Linked DNA regions of Homo sapiens: region 1 is linked to region 2. Evidence: read pairs that join two places in POLR2A ChIA-PET (ENCODE). Cell type or tissue: B cell. All regions are shown on one strand. Each heading gives the region's core, and the rest is flanking DNA. Links, peaks and the distances in the headings are about the cores only.

The links. Peaks named below come from ENCODE experiments on the same cell type or tissue, not always from the same donor. Only the 100,000 strongest peaks of a DNase experiment are listed, where the experiment ranks them.
Region 1: POLR2A ChIA-PET joins it to region 2 with 5 read pairs; 1 of 35 experiments calls an interaction of 5 or more read pairs at or near these places.

Annotation. Positions count from the first base shown.
Region 1 is chr20:33,782,548-33,786,933 of GRCh38, forward strand. ZNF341 (zinc finger protein 341) reads left to right here. Exons shown (of 15, transcript NM_001282933.2): 12 at 1,185-1,317. Among named protein-coding and RNA genes, the nearest start is that of ZNF341-AS1, 26 kb to the right of the region's middle. RefSeq lists a silencer at 3,130-3,179. In B cell, for the core only: no CTCF peak of the experiment used is centred there; no DNase peak of the experiment used is centred there; H3K4me3 peaks cover 782 bases; H3K27ac peaks cover 1,250 bases.
Region 2 is chr20:34,402,886-34,407,271 of GRCh38, forward strand. The region is part of intron 3 of ITCH (itchy E3 ubiquitin protein ligase); the gene reads left to right. Among named protein-coding and RNA genes, the nearest start is that of ITCH, 42 kb to the left of the region's middle. In B cell, for the core only: no CTCF peak of the experiment used is centred there; DNase peaks (open chromatin) are centred at 1,236 and 2,686; H3K27ac peaks cover 3,217 bases.

The sequences.
Region 1 (4,386 bases), core at 242-4,241, 620 kb before region 2:
GAAGTTGTGGTCCGAGTAAAAGATACCATGAATTGAGCAAGAACCACATGCCAGATGCTGTTCTGAGCATTTCACTGGAATTGACTAGAGGATAGGTGTACTGTTACTATCCCCCTTTATAGGTGGGGAAACCAAGGCAGAAAGGTCACCTAGCTGGGAAACGATGGGGCTAATAAGCAGTGGGGCAGCTGGGTCTGTGCCCGTGACCAACGCTCTACCAAAATGAATGAATGTGTGAATACATGCCCTTCTTTTGCCTGGACTGGAAAGAGATTTTCACTTCTGTGTTTTCTGGCTTTAAAAAAATTACCTTTCATACAAAAATTAGCTGGGTGTGGTGGTGGGCGCCTGTAATCCCAGCACTTCGGGAGGCTGAGGCGGGTGGATCACCTGAGGTCAGGAGTTAGAGACCAGCCTAACCAACATGGAGAAACCCTGTCTCTACTAAAAATAAAAATTAGCCGGGAGTGGTGGCAGGCACCTGTAATCCCAGCTACTCAGGAGGCTGAGGCAGGAGAATCGCTTGAACCTGGGAGGCAGAGGTTGCAGTGAGCCAAGATTGCACCATTGCACTCCAGCCTGGACAATATGAGCGAAACTGCATCTCAAATAAAATAAAATAAAATAAATAAAAGTAAAAAATTACCTTTCCATAGATTTCTTTAGTAATTTGCTCATTTTCCATTAATTCTTTTACTTGTCAGTCATTTGACCCAGGCTCTGTGCTGGGGAGTGAAAGCCCCTCTCTGCCTACTTGGAGCTCCTGTGTAAGCAAAGGGCTGTCATTCAGTGGGTTAAATGCTGACTTAAAAGTGTGGGTGGACATTCAAAGGCAGAATTGGCTTTGCCAGGCATAGCACCAGGGAGCTAGGGAAGGCTTGACAGGAGCAGTGACGCCCGAGTTGGGTCTTGAAGGATGTGTAAGAGTTTGTCAGTAAAGAGAGAAAGGCCCTCTGGGTGGGAAGAACATCCGGGCAAAAGCTCAGGGCAGACATGTTTTGTCCGGGCTTGTGGGGAGCCATGAAGTTCTAAGGGCTGAGTCTGACATTCTGGGTCCTGGCCCCTGATAGCCAGAAAGGAAGGTGTCTCTATAGGGGCTGGAAACGAGGAACCTTTGAGTTCAGAAGATGGCCAGGGGAGGGGGGCCCGGTGAGTCAGACCTGAAGGCCCCTCTTCTCTCCCAGGTGTTTCCTTGTGAACGCTACCTGCGGCGTCATCTGCCCACCCACGGCAGCGGGGGCAGGTTCAAGTGCCAAGTGTGCAAGAAGTTCTTCCGGCGGGAGCATTATCTCAAACTGCATGCTCACATCCACTCGGGTAGGTACCCTGCCCCTGAGAACTCCAGCCCAGCCCCTCCCCTCCCCCTCCCCCTCTCCTCATGCCTTTCTCTCTCTTCCCATCCCCATCTGGCTCTTCTCCCTGTCTCCCTCAGCCCCTTTTCCCTCCACTTCTCCATCTCCCTCCCCATCTCACTCAGTCCCTCCCCTCATCTCTCTCAGCCCCCGTCTCCCTCCTCCTCCCCATCTCCCTCCTCCTCCCCATCTCCTTCCTCCTCCCCATCTCCCTCCAGCACCCTTCTCCCTCCTCTTCCCCATTTCCTTTCCCCTCTCCCTCTCCCTACTCCTCTCCCTCCCCCCTCCCTCCGCCTCCTCACCTCCCTCCCTCTCCCCATCTCCTTCCCCCTCCCCCATCTCCCTCCCTCTCTCCATCTCTCTCCCCCCCATCTCCCTCACCCTCCCCATCTCCCTCTTCTTCCCCATCTCCCTGCAGCCCCCTTCTCCCTCCTCCTTCCCATCTCCCTCTAGCCTCCCTTCCCCTCCCTCTCCCCATCTCCTTCTAGCCCCCTCCAGCCTCCCTCCCCTGTCCTCTCCCCTCTCCCTCCAGCCCCCTCCCCCTCCTCTCTGTCGCTGTCTGTCTCCCTCCAGCCCTCCTGCCTCTCCCCTTGCTCCTCCTTCCTCTCTCCTTCCTGGCCCCTGATCCACCTGCCTTAATTCATGAACAAGGGATTCCCACCACCGCTAAAGCAGAGAAGAGCCCCTGGAGGTTGTGTGGAAGGGACTTTTTATTCTTTTTTTTTTTTTCTTTGAGACAAAGTCTCGCTCTTGTTGCCCAGGCTGGAGTGCGGTGGCAGATCTTGGCTCACTGCAACCTCTGCCTCCCGGGTTCAAGTGATTCTCCTGCCTCAGCCTCCTGAGTAGCTGGGATTACAGGCTCCCACCACCATGTCCAGCTAGTTTTTTGTATTTTTAGTAGAAACAGGGTTTTGCCATGTTGGCCAGGCTGGTTTCGAACTCCTGACCTCAGGTGATCCTCCTGCCTCGGCCTCCCAAAGTGCTGGGATGACAGGCGTGAGGCACTGCACCCAGCCTGTGTGAGGGACTCTTGACTCTGCCCCCTGTGGTGGGGACACTGCTCTCACTGTAAGTTCCCACTCAAACCTGAACAAAACGCCATCTCCTTGGTTCCCCAGTTGAAACACACTGACATTTTCTTTTCTATTAATCTTTAGATTTTTTTATTAGTTAAATTTTTTAATTGCTTTTTAATTGAAAAGGATCTAAAGATTGAGAAAACTTGAGGGAAAATCCTTGACGGGACAAAAGCATATATAAAAAAATAAACTCCCTCTCACTTCAGATGGACAATCCAATGTTTTTCCTTTTTTTTCTTTCCTACGACCTATGGTAAAAAATACATTTCATATTGCAACCCAGGAAGCACACATAGGATGTATTGCAACAAAAGTTTTACAAAACAGTGTTTTCTATTTTGTCCTTTTCAATTTTAGTTTTTTTATTTTTTATTTTTATTTTGAGACAGGGTCTCACTCTGTCACCCAGGCTGGAGTGCAATGGTATGATCTCACTACAACCTCCGCCTCCCAGGTTCAAGCCATTCTCGTGCCTCAGCCTCCCGAGTAGCTGGGATTACAGGCGCCCACCACATGCCTGGCTAATTTCTGTATTTTCAGTAGAGACGGGGTTTCACCATGTTGGCCAAGATGGTCTCAAACTCCTGGCCTCAGGTTACCCACCCACCTTGGCCTCTCAAAGTGCTGGGATTACAGATGCAAGCCACCACACCCAGCCTATTTTTAATTCTTAAAATAACCACCAACAGGGTGTAACTTGTGGTTTGCAGTTTGCAAAATACTCCTAATTCTCTTCCCCAAAGGTAACTGTTAGCGGTCTAGTCTGCATTCTTCTAGTTTTATTTTACACATATATAAAACGCTTGCTTACGTTTGCAAAAATGAGCACATACTATAACTTATGTGCCTTTTTTTCCTTATCATATACCTTGGCGATGTTCCCCAAGGAATGTGTGCTTACAGTTCCCCTGGAGGCTAAATTCTGTGGGTCCCCCTCCCCCGGGCCCCCCCCAGAAGTTGTTACCAACAGCACCTTCTTTTTCACATCTGAGTAGTCTTCCTCAATGAATTTTTCATCTTGTATTTAGCCAGTTCTCTATGTATGAACCTTTTTTTTTTTTTTTTTTTTTTTTGAGACTGAATGGCACGATCTTGGTTCACTGCAACCTCTGCCGCCTGAGTTCAAGCAATTCTCCTGCCTTAGCCTTCCAAGTAGCTGGGATTACAGGTGTGCACCATCACGCCCAGCTAATTTTTGTATTTTTAGTAGATATGTGGTTTCACCATGTTGGCCAGGCTGGTCTCGAACTCCTGACCTCAAGTGATCCCCCCGCCCCAGCCTCCCAAAGTGCTGGGATTACAGGCATGAGCCATCACGCCCAGCCTATGTATGAACCGTTAAATTACATTTCAGCTATTAGTTTGTACACACAATGCTGTGTGGGTCCCTTGGCAAGCTTTTGGAAGTGTATCTGTAGTGTATATTCTTAGGAGTGGAAATGCTAGGTTAAAATGCATGTGTAATACTGAGTTTCAGTTTGGGATGATGAAAAAATTCTAGAGACAGATGATGGTGATGGTTGCATGATGGTGCAAATGTACTTATGCCACTGAACTATACACTTAAAAGAAGCTTAAGATGGTCAATTTTCTGTTATGTATATTTCTCCACAATAAAGAAGGGAAAAGAAGTAATGCATTGTAAGTTTGATATTACCAAATTGCTCTTTATGGCTTTTAAAAATTATTATTCAAAAGTAATACATGCTGCCAGGCGCGGTGGCTCATGCCTGTAATCTCAGCACTTTGGAAGGTGAAGGTGGGTGGAGCACCTAGGTCAAGAGTTTGAGACCAGCCTGGCCAACGTGATGAAACCCCGTCTCTACTAAAAATACAAAAATTAGCCGGGTGTGGTGGTACGCACCTGTGATCCCAGCTACTCAGGAGGCTGAGGCAGGAGAATTGCCTGAACCCAGGAGATGGAGGTTGCAGTGAGCCAAGATCAAACCACTGCA
Region 2 (4,386 bases), core at 236-4,235:
GAGATGTCATCTTGATTTTAGTTATTATTAATCGTAATTAAATATTACTGCATTTCCCAAATTTATTACAGTGCAATATATTTAGCTCTGATTGTTCAGGGACCAAAAAGATCCCTTATACTTATGTTTTTTTTTTATTCCTTTAACAGTCCAGCAAACTAAGAATTTTATACTTGTGATTTAGAGTTTAGTTCTCCACAGGCAGGGCAGAGTTCTTCCAAAGAGGTAGCTGTTGCTCAACTGGATTGATCTCTTACCTGGTTCATTATTCTGCTTATTTATTTAGTTTTGGCACTGTTTTTTGTTGTACCTTGTTCTCTGTAGCTTATCCAAAGTAGGTTGGATAAGCTACGGATCCATTCTTTTTTTGTATGTGTATTGTAAAATGTTTATGTTGTATCAGAGAGATACACTGAAGAACTGAAATCAGTTCAAAGCACTGACCTTCAGAACAGAAGGATCAGAGGAACATTAGTTTAAGCCATGAAAACTATTTGCATTAGTATGTGGGTATGTGTGAGAGAGAGAGAGCACATGCATGGGAGAGTGAGATAGCCAGCAAGTGATTATAATAAAGCAGAGAGACAGAGACTAGAAAGCAGGGAAACTTTTGTTTTCTACCATGACTAATAACAATTTGGTTCAACATGTATATTAAATACCTCTCAGATTAAATCCCAGAGTGCTCCAGAAATTGTAAAGATTGGCTATATCTGTGCAATCAAGAGGCTCACGGGGTGAGTTAAATGAGTAAAAACTAGTAAGACAAAATGAAAAGCTGACGGAGCCATACGTAAATATGGAAATACTCTGGAAGCATGGAGGTGGAAATAATTTAACTTCTTAGGATTAAAGAAGCCTTTAATCAAAGAGAAGGGGGATGTTTATCTCTCAGGAAATATAATTTTAATGGGTATAAAAGAAAAAAGGATCATTCTCAGTAGAGGGAGCAGCATGTTTAGAGGAATGAAAGTACATGGCCCATGTGAGGAACAGCAAATAACTAAGGGTGGCTAGAATATAGAACTTTGGTAAGATTTGTTTTAGTAGGAGGCTGGAAGGGTAAGTTATAGCTGCATACTAAGCAAGGTAAAATGCCCCATAAGAGTTTAAACTTCATTTTTCAGGCAATAAAGAATCATTTAAGTAATGACATTAATGACATGATCACATCTATTCTAGGAAAATAATTCTGGTGGCTGTGAGGGGTTGGATTGGAGAAGTGAGAGTAAAAACAGTTGTTTAGAGGCCTCTCATAGTAGCCCAGGTGTCAGATGAGACTGACATTTTTCTGGTCCTTTTTCTTCCGGTTTATAATGTATAGTTTTTTATTTTTTTGTTTAATTTACTGTGGGACTTTAGTTTTCAGAAAGTAGTACATTGATTTATTTTATATTTGTAATATTATGACTATAACACAAGGTTTTGTTCAATCTAGACTTTGAGATTTGAATACTGAAATAATTTCTCCTGTCCAGGTTTTGCAGTGTGACCCTTGGGCAAATTTTTAAATTTCACAGAGCTTCTGTCTTTTTTTTTTTTTTTTTTTTTGAGATGGAGTTTCACCCTTGTCACCCAGGCTGGAGTGCAATGGCATGATCTCAGCTCACTACAACCTCTGCCTCCCGGGTTGCAGTGATTCTCCTGCCTCAGCCTCCTGAGTAGCTGGGATTACAGGCGCCTGCCACCATGTCTGGCTAATTTTTGTATTTTTAGTAGAGACAGGGTTTCACCATGTTTGTCAAGCTGGCTCCTGACCCCCGTTGATCCTTTTGACTGAGACTTCCAAAGTGCTGGGATTACAGGTGTGAGCCACCACGTTCGGCCGCTTCTCTTTTTATGTGTAAAAATTAGGACAGTAATACCTGTTTCGCAGAATAGGTATTGATATTGAAATGACATTTACGTGCAGGCACATGGTAAATACTAAAATTGGTGCTCCTCCACCCCCATGTAAAGTTTGTTAGGCCAGGCCTGGTGGCTCATGCCTGTAATTCCACCACTTTGGTAGGCCTAGGTAAGTGGATCTCTTGAGCCCAGGAGTACAAGACCAACTTGGGCAACATGTCAAAAGCTTGTCTCTACCAGAAAAAAAATACAAAAATTTCCTGGATGTGGTGGCACGCACCTGTAGTCCCAGCCACTTGGGAGGCTGAGATGGGAGGATGGCTTGAGCCCAGGAGGTAGAGGTGGTTGCAGTGACCTGAGATTGTGCCACTATTCTCCAGCCTGGGTGACAGAACCAGACCCTGTCTCAAAAAAAAAAAAAAAAAAAAAAAGGTTTCAGTGGGGTTTGGTAGGATTATGTAGCAAAATTGCTTTCACAAATTTGAATCCAGCTGGGCACAGTGGCTCACGCCTGTAATTCCAACACTTTGAGGGGCCGAGGCAAGTGGATCACCTGAGGTCAGGAGTTTGACACCAGCCTGACCAACATGGTGAAACCCCGTTTCTACTAAAAATACAAACATTAGCTGGGTGTGGCGGCGCGTGCCTATAACCCCAGCTGCTTGGGAGGCTGAGGCAGGAGAATCGCTTGAACCCGGCAGGCGGAGGTTGCAATGAGCTAAGATTGTGCCATTGCACTCTAGCCTGGGCAACAAGAGCGAAACTCCTATCTCAAAAAAAAAAAAAAGTTTGAATCCTAGAAAGCCCCAACAGGGGCAGATCATTTCCTTCCTGTCAGCCTTGCGTTGCTCTTTGTTCTAGGTTTAATCAGTTTCAGAGTGCCACAAGAGGCCCTGAAATATAATGAGTGTATGTATAATTGTTTGGGCTATTTCACCTTTTCTTAGACCAGAAATGTATTAAAAGTAGAAATTTTATGTTTTTCTGTGTAATCCTGTGATTAAATTTGGCTCTATATTAAGCACTAGAGCTTTGATTTAATAGTACTTTTTTTTTATTTTTTATTTTTTAATAGAGATGAGGTCTCACTGTGTTGTCCAGGCTGGTCTTAAACTCCTGGGCTCAAGTGATCCTCCCGCCTGGGTCTCCCAAAGTGCTGGTATTACGTGCCCGGCCTATTACATTTTAATCAGAGATAGCTCTGGTCCCCACTTGAATATTTTTTATTCTGAAAAAGACTTTCTATTTCATGTTTCCACTTAGATGTCTCAGCATCTGGCATCTGAAACAATTTTTTTTTTTTTTTAAAAGACAGTTTTGCTCTGTTGCCCAGGCTGGATTGCAGTGGTGCAATCACAGCTCACTGCAGCCTTGACCTCCCAGGCTTAAGCGATCCTCCTGCCTCAGCCTCCCCCCAGCAGCTGGGACTACAGGTGCACGCCATCATGCCTGGCTAATTTTTAAAATTATCTTTTGTAGAGACGGGGGTCTCACTATGTTGACCAGGCTTTGTTCAAACTCCTGGGCCTCAAGTGATCTTCCTGCCTCAGCCTCCCAAAGTGCTGGGATTACAAGTGTGAACCACCATGCTTGATCTTGTCTATTTGTCTAGCCTTCTCTTGCAACTCTTCTTTTTCTTCAGTCAGTCATTCTGTGGCTAGCTTGAATGCCAGCAAAAAGGCACATAAGCCTAAAAGGATGGAAGTATTTGATATATGTAAAGTCAGAGTTTCAGGGCCACCACCTGGGACTATGCCTGCTTAGATATCCAGACTTTGGACTATATATTAAGCTGCTGCTTCTTTTTTTTTTTTTTTTCGAGATGGAGTCTTGCTCTGTCACCCAGGCTGGAGTGCAGTGGCGCAATCGCGGCTCACTGCAATCTCCGCCTCCCAGGTTCACACCATTCTCCTGCCTCAGCCTCCCGAGTAGCTGGGACTACAGGCGCTCGCCACCACGCCCGGCTAATTTTTTGTATTTTTAGTAGAGACAGGGTTTCACCATGTTAGCCAGGATGGTCTCGATCTCCTGACCTCGTGATCCGCCCGTCTCAGTCTCCCAAAGTGCTGGGATTACAGGCGTGAGCCACCGCACCCGGCTATATTAAGCTTCTTAAGTAGTTACTATATAAACTCCTCTGACAACTCCAAGGGTTCCTTAACTTTGATGAGCATTAGCATTCTCTGAACTTTGCTGCTACAGTAGATAACCTGGGTGGTGGAGTAGATAACCTGGGTGGTGGGTACTTCCTTGGTTGTAGTTACCTCATCTATGAGGGAGCAATGACTTGCCACCTATGGAAATCATGGGGTGCTTTGCTAGATTTCTACTTGTTATACCCTGTAAGGGGCCTGGACAAAGCTATTTTATGGCAAAGGTAACTAAAAGGTGAAGGCTAAGGAGTTTGTATCTCAAGATGCACAACATAGGAAGCTCTTCCTTAGATAATATGAGATGTTAAAAAAAAAATCTTAGTTTGTAGTTCTTATTCTTCCATTGGCTTTCCAACACACAGAATAAAATCTAAATTATCATTAT